Linked DNA regions of Homo sapiens: region 2 is linked to region 1. The links are chromatin contacts, found by Hi-C in ENCODE. All regions are on one chromosome and are shown on one strand. Each heading gives the region's core, a stretch centred on a gene start or an enhancer-like site at or near the end of the contact. The rest is flanking DNA. Distances are from core to core; before and after follow the strand shown. Region 1 holds the start of FAM227B (family with sequence similarity 227 member B). Region 2 holds the start of FBN1 (fibrillin 1).

The links. A loop is a pair of places that touch in the nucleus more often than their neighbours do. Pooled maps may share reads with other maps.
Region 2: a loop to region 1 is called in a map with no recorded cell type, with 24 times the contacts of the local background. The contact joins the promoter of FBN1 here to the promoter of FAM227B in region 1. A Hi-C loop is called at or near these places in 3 of 37 single-sample maps with no recorded cell type and 4 of 50 pooled maps.

Annotation. Positions count from the first base shown.
Region 1 is chr15:49,618,848-49,622,893 of GRCh38, forward strand. FAM227B (family with sequence similarity 227 member B) reads right to left here and starts at 1,971. Exons shown (of 16, transcript NM_152647.3): 1 at 1,853-1,971. It overlaps DTWD1 (DTW motif tRNA-uridine aminocarboxypropyltransferase 1), which reads left to right and starts at 2,201. Exons shown (of 5, transcript NM_001144955.2): 1 at 2,201-2,275. RefSeq lists an enhancer at 2,313-2,432.
Region 2 is chr15:48,643,402-48,647,447 of GRCh38, forward strand. It overlaps FBN1 (fibrillin 1), which reads right to left and starts at 2,308. Exons shown (of 66, transcript NM_000138.5): 1 at 2,174-2,308; 2 at 1,205-1,549. The coding sequence starts at 1,368. It overlaps FBN1-DT (FBN1 divergent transcript), which reads left to right and starts at 2,404. Exons shown (of 2, transcript NR_183872.1): 1 at 2,404-3,429. RefSeq lists silencers at 1,283-1,332, 1,433-1,562, 1,973-2,152, 2,193-2,272 and enhancers at 2,346-2,870, 2,383-2,472.

The DNA of each region.
Region 1 (4,046 bases), core at 721-3,220:
AAGGGTTGGGTACTACAGGGTTTTCTTTAACCTAGAATGTGGCAAACTGTTAGTGCTCACCAATATGTGTGTGTTTCTCTACATTTCTCAGGATCCCCGGCAGTTAAAGTGGGGGCCTTGGGACTAAATTCTGGCCAACAGAATGTGGCCAAATTGATACATGTCATTTTTAGAGTTAACCTTGGGTAATTTGCCATACTTTCTTTCTTGTCAAACAAGCTAGTCCTAGAAGGCAGCAGAACCATTAAAAATAAAAACATCTGGCCTTGAATTTAACATTTCGTCTGCCTAGAAATAGCCACAATGGATCTTTTGTGAGGAAAAAAAAAAGTGTATTAAACCACCGATATTTTGGGGTTTTCTGTTACAGAAGTAAATTCACTATGCTGGTTTTAAAACATGGACAAGAAATCTTTGCCAATCCTTTGAGAAGAGGGATCTATGTCTCCTTTCCTAAAATGGAACAGGACTTTGACACATTTGTAAGCAAAAGAAAGTGGGGGAAGTAGCACCGCGTTACTTTTTGAGGCAAGGTCAGAAAAGGTCAGGCAATTTTTGCCTTGTTCATTGCAACACTCCCTTTGGAGCTCTGAGTTTAAGCTAAGAAGTCTGACTACCTTGCTGCCATACTGTGAGGAAACCCCGGCCATATAGTTACAGAAGCTCTGCTAGCATGCCCACTCTAGTCTTTCTAATTGAGTTACCAAAGAAAAGCTGATGACTATGCCCTATTGACAACACCACCTGTGAACATAATAAAATGGTTGTTTTAAGCCACCATATTTTGGAGTAATTTATTACATACGATAGCAACCCAATGCTCAATCTAACAAGTAGTATTATTTGCTTTTTAATCTGTGCAATTTAACTACTTTGATAAAATTTAGAGTTAAACTAAAAAGGAAAATGGTTGTGAATTCTTCTTGGCTTATAGACTTTGCTATTCTACTTTCCCTACCCAGAAAATTCACCTTTCTCCCTAAATCACTGGCTTTCAAACTTTTTAAGGTTTGAAATACAGTAAGAAATACATTTTACAAACAAGCCCTAGTGCACACATACACGCATATATACAATTAAAAGCTCCATAAAGCAGTACTTTACTAACTAACACTAAATTTACTTACATGCGCTGATATTTCCAATCTATATTGTTTCTTTTTTTTAAGTTTAAAGAGATTTCCTTGCTTACAAATGGGTCAAGACCTCCACTAATGGGTCCCACACAATCCCCTTTCCAGTTGAAAAACACTGTCCTAAACCTAAATCATTCTTCAAGGCCTTACCCAAGTCCGAAAAAGAAGCCTTTATTGACCACTCCATTCTCAGCTTTCTTGAAATTCCTGTAATTTATTAAATTCCATTTTTTATCTCAGTAGTAAGAATATTGCATTTTCTGTACTTGAATTTAACATGCTTTACTTGATATCGTGAGCACTTCTAGGGCATTGTAATGTCCTTTATCTACCACTTGATAAATTCAGAGTAGTCAATAAAACATTGCTCAACATTTGACCATTGTGTTTTAAAATCTTAGTTGTTAGAGTGCACTTCCGTTTGCGCATTGTTTGGGGAGAGGCACGGACAAATGTTCTAATAACTTATCCACATATTATACTTCAAAGTGGAAAAACACAAAGTACTCTTAACTCTATATGCGTGTTTTTATGCAAACTAAATCATTAAGATACAAATGATTTTTCTAATAGCTTTCATTACCACACAGCACACGAAATAATGATATTGATATAGCCACGAAAGACTAATGTAACCAAGTTCTCACAATCAAAATATCTTTGAGGTGGGCAAAATGCAAACTTTTCTCTGGGATCAACATTTCTTCACAACTCACTGCAACTACGCCTTGACAGTATGTTTCGAGAACCGCTTCCCAATTTTGTTGTCCCAGCAAGAATCGGGAGGAAACTGGGTGAAAGGCTGCGAGGCTTGAGGCGGGTCCCGGACGAACGCGGCCCTGCCCCTCGCCGGAGCCTCTCGGGAGAAGTGCGACACCGCCGCTGATTGAGAGGCTGAGGCGGAACTTCCCGTCTAACCCCCCCCCCGCTGTCGTCCCAGCCTGTTGCTTAAGCCGCGCGGTGTGCGGTGTGCGCGGCCCCTGCCTTAGCAACGACGCTAGTAACTGCCTGGCTCCTCCCTCTGGTGTCTCCCGGAAAGCGCTCCGTCTGGTCCGTGCGCGATCACGGCCCGGCGCGTGGCTCGGGCTCGGGCGGAGCTGGAGACGTGTGGAGCTGTTCGAGGACTCGCGGGTGTGCAGGTCTGAGTACCACTCCGATCCCTGGTGGAGGTCCCCGCGCCTCTCTGGAGACCAGTGGTCTGGCCCCAGAGGTGCGGCCGCGGGAAGTGGACATTCTTTGTCAGGACCCTAGCGGAGGTCGCGCTGGGTGTCGCCTGTGAGGGGGATCCTCGGTTTCTGCGCGGTCTCTTGCTTTTTTTAGGATCTTGCGGGCCCTTTGGGAAAAAGGTTTCCAAATTTTTCCTCAAAAAAAAAATTATTTTTCCTACCAATGATTTTCGGTGCATTCCGCCCCAACGAAAAGTATGTCCTGGCAAAGTCAGTTCCCTAGGAACCCCATACTTTATTTTATTTTATTTTTAGTATTTGGAGTGGTTTGTGGGGGTTTGGTTATCACGGAAGGGGAAGCGTAGTACAGACGTAGAATTAGTGATGCCATGCAGTGTATTTAAAATATTGAGGTTGTGGTTACATAATAAGCAAAAGAGCCTGTTTCTTACGTCTAAATTATTTATTGGGAATGTAGGACAAATAAGGAAGTATATTAACATTTTCAGTCGCCAGGCCCACAAAGTTGGATGGTAAAATCAATACTGTAGATCGCAGCATGTAAGGACTAACCCAGTGCACCATGAAAACGAAGGCAAGACAGTTTGTTACCATATGGCGGGTGGTGTGGGAGAGGCCATTGATCCTATATGAAAAAGGGTACTACTACCTTGGATTATGAAAAATGAATGTTGGACCTGTAGGTCCTATGTGACCAAGTTCTTAAAAACACTCTAAAGAAAATTGGAAGTGGTTTTTTTCTAATACTGAATTGGTCCACAATATAGGACAGGGGAGTCTGTATAGTGTTCCATTGGGAGGTGAGTCAGCTTACAATAATGGAAGAGGTAGAAGCTTTTTGTTATTATTTTGGAGAAAAAAAAATTGCCAGCCTGCCACTTGTGCTAGGCTGCAGACGGCCCATAAAGGTAGTTTGTCAGATACTTCAGTAGTGAGATGCTTACTGGATGTGTTTTGCAGAATGGTTTTGATTTAGTTAACAAGTGTTTGTTGAGTTCCTGCTGTTGCATAAGAATCAGGAATAGGTGAGATCAGGGAAGGAATCTGCTCTTACAGAGTTGAATGCTGGAGGGGATAGATTCACTAAAGTACCTCCACAATAAATGCATTTTTCCATGTCAAATATGTGGAACTAATAATAAGTACTCAAAGAGGTTTAAGACATTGCTGTGGCCCATCTATGAGTTAATAAGGAACTGAATTAGAATCCTGACTTTGAGAGTGAAGATAGAGGATTATATACAAGGTAGATGCAACTTGGTGAGTATAATTAATTTGGGGTGGAAATTGGGTAGAAGGAGGAATAAAAAATTAATGTATTTTTAGCCTTAAGTTCCAGAATGATGGACGCACCATCAAGGTGTTAAAATTGTTAGTTCCTTAGGAACAGTCTTTATGTTTTCTAAGTCTTTTTAGCCCCCATGACTCAAATTGTACTTCCTTGCACATATTTGATGTTAACAAGTATGTTTTAAAAATTTTAAATAACCCCATTTGCAATAAAATCATTTGCAATGATTTTCTCACAGTCGAGGCAGGCTGTTGGCTCGGTTAGGACAGATGCCCTGATCATGTAGTTTCAGAGACCACTGGAGGGAGCTGCCCATGATTTACAATTGCTGGCCTCTTCTACGTGGCCACCTCAGCCATAAGTGAGAGTATATAGGTGAACTAAGAGGTGGAGCCATAAACATTTCTCTTTTACTGTCTTACAGGTATTTGT
Region 2 (4,046 bases), core at 1,058-3,557, 980 kb before region 1:
AGTGCTTGGCTCATACAATCATCTTGTCCTTACTCCAGACTAGGAGTCAAAAACTGGTCTGGTGAGTTTACTTTTTCTTCTCATATCTGGGCCATACAAACACAAATTTTACTACATATACATGACTATAACACCTCATAACAAAAAAAGAGTAAGTGAAATGAACAGCCACATATCCAAGTGGATACCATCACTTGGTGACCCAGAGCTATATAATAAAGCTACAGAACCACTCAGGAAAAGAGCATCAGCGAGAATGGTAAGAATTTAATACAAAATCTCCCTATATATACTGTCTGAATTTATTTAACAGGCTCCTCCAAGAAGATAAAAGGGGTCACTGACAGTCCATCCTGTTGTTTCCATGGAGGCTTTAACTTAAACAACTGCAGACAAATTTCTCTTAAAGGAAATGTATTCCCACTGTCCTTCAATACAGGAAAATGACAACCCTTAGTCAAGTCTAATTAAAATTTTTCCGGCTGAAACATCTGTAACAGCGGCATGGGAAGCCAGTGAAATGGTCAGTTGCATGTACACAACACAAACACCACTAGTTAAAAATACTCCCTTAAGGCCGGCCACAGCAGCCTTACTGCTGCAGTGAAACGGAGAGCCCCACACAACTCAAAAAACCAGTTCTCAGAACCACTTGCCCTGTTCTGCTTCCAATGTAGACATCTAAAGGAAGCATTGCCCAGAAAACCCAATCCGTAATTTTAATAAGCATAATTTACGGAAGAGTCAACTACTGTGTGATTTCTCCTCTGACTGTCATGGGAATCCCTTCCTTTCCTTGCCCCCTTTCAAATACAGCATCTACCAAGATGACCCCAAGGAAAGTACTTTCCTCTAGAAACAACCAGAATTGATATTGCAGGGAAAGGAACGGGCTTCTCCTCTTATCCCACTCGCAACTCCTCCCCTTCTTCCCCAAGGAACTCTTCTCGCCTCCCAAAATCTGCCTCAACAATGGCCCAAGATTCCATTTAACCACGTCCTCTCCTTTGGGGCAGAAATCTCTGGGAGTAGGGGCAAGGTAGTTTAACCACGAACGGGGTGGGGACTAAACAACCCTAGCACCTCTAAGGTGCCCCCAGGAGGTCTTGCCAAGGAGTCTTCCACAGGGAGAGTCATCCTGCCCGTTGTTCTGGATCTTGAAACTTGGGAGACCCACACCAAAGGAGGGAACCGGTTCCTTTACCCTTTAAGCGCGTCGTGTCCTCCACCGCCTCTTCTCTTGGCCCGACTGGCTCTGGTTTCCTTCACGTTCCCAGCCTCCAAATTGGCGTCCGCCCCATGGCTCGTGTAGGACGCTAAAAGCACGGTAAATCCCAGGGCGATCTCCAGCAGACGCCCTCGACGCATGATGCCGAGCCGCCACCGGCTCCCGCCGCCTCTTGCCGCGCCCGGGGCTCGGTCTGCGGCCGCCGCTGCGCCCTGAAGCGCACCGCGCCGCCGGGGTCCCGCTATCCCGCCGCCCGTCCCCCGGGCCGGGCTCCTCCCGCCTTCTCCAGGCGCTGCTCCCACTTCAGGCGGCCCCTGCCAGCTGCAACACAGAGACAAATCCCCGAGGCGGGGAGACTTTCAGGGCATCGGGATGCTGAAGCCTCGCGGTCCCCATTCCCAAGCCCAACCCGTGCGCCGCCTGCGCGTGGCGCAGTTAATTTGGGTAAGGGAAGACCGTTTGGTCCACAGCTGGCTGGAAAGCCCAGGCCCCCGGCGGCAGCAGCCCCGGCCGATCCCTCGGCCTCCCGGGCCCCGCCAGAAGAGCGCGGCGCAAAGTACCCATATCCCCAGCGGTCCTAAGCCCCGGGCGAGCTCTCTGGGTTTATTTTTTTTAGCGGCACGAATTGCGCGCGATGCGCGCTCTGAACGCCCCACTCCTCAGCCTGCCCTCTCCGCCAGGCTGGAAGCCAGCCGCGCCGTCCCCGCCGACTCCGGGCGATGCCACCGCCCCCCGAACATCTGACGCGGAGCCCGGCACCAAGAGCCCCGGGCCAGGAAGCTGTCAGGCAGGGGAGGGCCAGCGCCAGCTGTGGACGTTCCGGGACAGCCCCTCACCCCAGTCCCTGTCCCTGCCCTCGGCGCGGCGCAAACGCAAAAGCCTCCGTGGCCGCAGCTCCAGCCCCGGTGGCCGCCCGACCCCCGTCGGGACCCCGGCTGCACCCACTGGAGAAGCGGCGGCTCCGACTCCCGAGGAGGCGGCGGCGGCTGCTCCCAGTCGTGGCCGCTACAGCCACTGCTCGGCTCCGCTCGCAGCTGTCCCAGCTGTGGCTCCTGTCCGCTTGTGGCACCCACAGTCTCTGCCGCGGCTCCCGCAGCCCCCTCCTTTCCCCACCTCTTCAAGTATCGTCCGCGCAGCGGTTTCTCGCGAGAGAAATACTTTTTTTAAAAAAAGAAAGAAAAAGAAAATGACACCCCCTCCTTCGTCGCCCTCATCACCACCCCACCCCCCGGCCCCATCCATCCTCCCTTTCCACTCCCCTTTGCCAGCCTCCGCCTCGGTGCGGGGCCTCTCGCTCGCAGGATTAGCGCAGTGGGAGGAGGCAGAGGTGATCAGGTCCTGCCCGGCCTGGGACTTTTTGTCTTGAGGTGGGGAGGGGAGAAATGGGAAGAGGTGGAGTAGCGGTTTTAGCCCGCTCTGCGGCTGCGAGGTTTAGATCCGAGATTAACCTCTCCCGCGATAGGTGAAGCCCTACCGGAGCAGAAAGCTGTTCCACCTGCACCAAGAATGCGCGCTGGAGACGGTTGCCCCGGAGGCCCTGGCCCGAGAGAAAACCAGTCCCCGCTGCCCGCGCCTCCCGGTAGCGCGCTCCCTGCGCCTCTCCCGCCGGACACTCAGCAGACGCCGGAGGCCGGGAGGCTAAGACTGGGCGCGTCGCAGGCCGGGACCGCGGCAGAGGCTGCTGTGCCGACCGAGGAGAGGGCTCTGCCGCCCCCACTTGCCCTGGGTGTCGAGAGCCCACTCCAGACGCGGCTCTTCTGAGGCTCAATTCAAGCCACCCAGGCCTGAATCCAGGGTGCTCTCTCTAAGTCGGTGTCCAACCCAGGGGCCTGTAAATGTTGGAACCTAGGATGTAGGATGGGAGCGGTGAAGGGATGGTCCTCTTGCCCAGCCCAGATTAAGACTGGGGTTCATCTGGAGGACTCTACTTACACCCTCCCGGTCCCCTCGCCCTCCCCCACACACAGCTGCCTCTCCCCAGGATATGCGCGGCACAGTGAATTTAGTGGCTTTGAAAGGTATAGTATTTGTGGCATCCTTATATGGATAATGCCCAATGATGCCTGCACCCTGTAACAGTTTAGGAAGGCCTGAAGTCGCACACTGGGTCCTGGCTGCTGTAACTGGAGACCCCCAGAAGATCCCCTGCAAGCAGCCACCAGCCTGCTGTCAAGCCAATAATAAAAGCTCAGCACAAACAGGTACCCTGGGAATGTATCTTGTTGAAAGGGATTTTCCTTATTTGTAACCGTTTGTAAAGGGGCCCAGACAGTAGGGTAGAGAGACCTGGGCAAGTTATTCAACTTCTTTCCAAATACAAGATGGGACTTGTAGTGTCCACCACACAGGGTTGTAATGGTGATGATGGACATGCTGAACTGCTGTGATACATGAAGATGAAACAGAAAAACTGTGGGAACTATGAGCTGATCTAAAGCCATAGTCCTGTAAGTATGTATGTGGTGTACTTTAAGGTCTCACCTGCAAAAGGTCTCTTAGCAGATTCATGAATGAGAGCCTTGGTCACACACTCCTGGCTGAGTAAAGGAGATCATTCATTCAAGATGTTTTTACTGAGCACGAACTGTGTACTACTTAGTGCATTGTTGAACTAGACTTCAACAATTTTAACAAGGCAGGTTCAACAATTTGAACACGACTGACTTCAACAATTTAGTGAAAAGGGCAGAAATGTGTCTCCCCTCACACAGCAGGTAGTCAACAAGGAAAGGCAGACTTGAAACAAATAATGGACCAATTGTTAAGCGCCAAACAGGATAAGTACTGGGTGCTTGCTTGGAGGATATATAACAAGGGG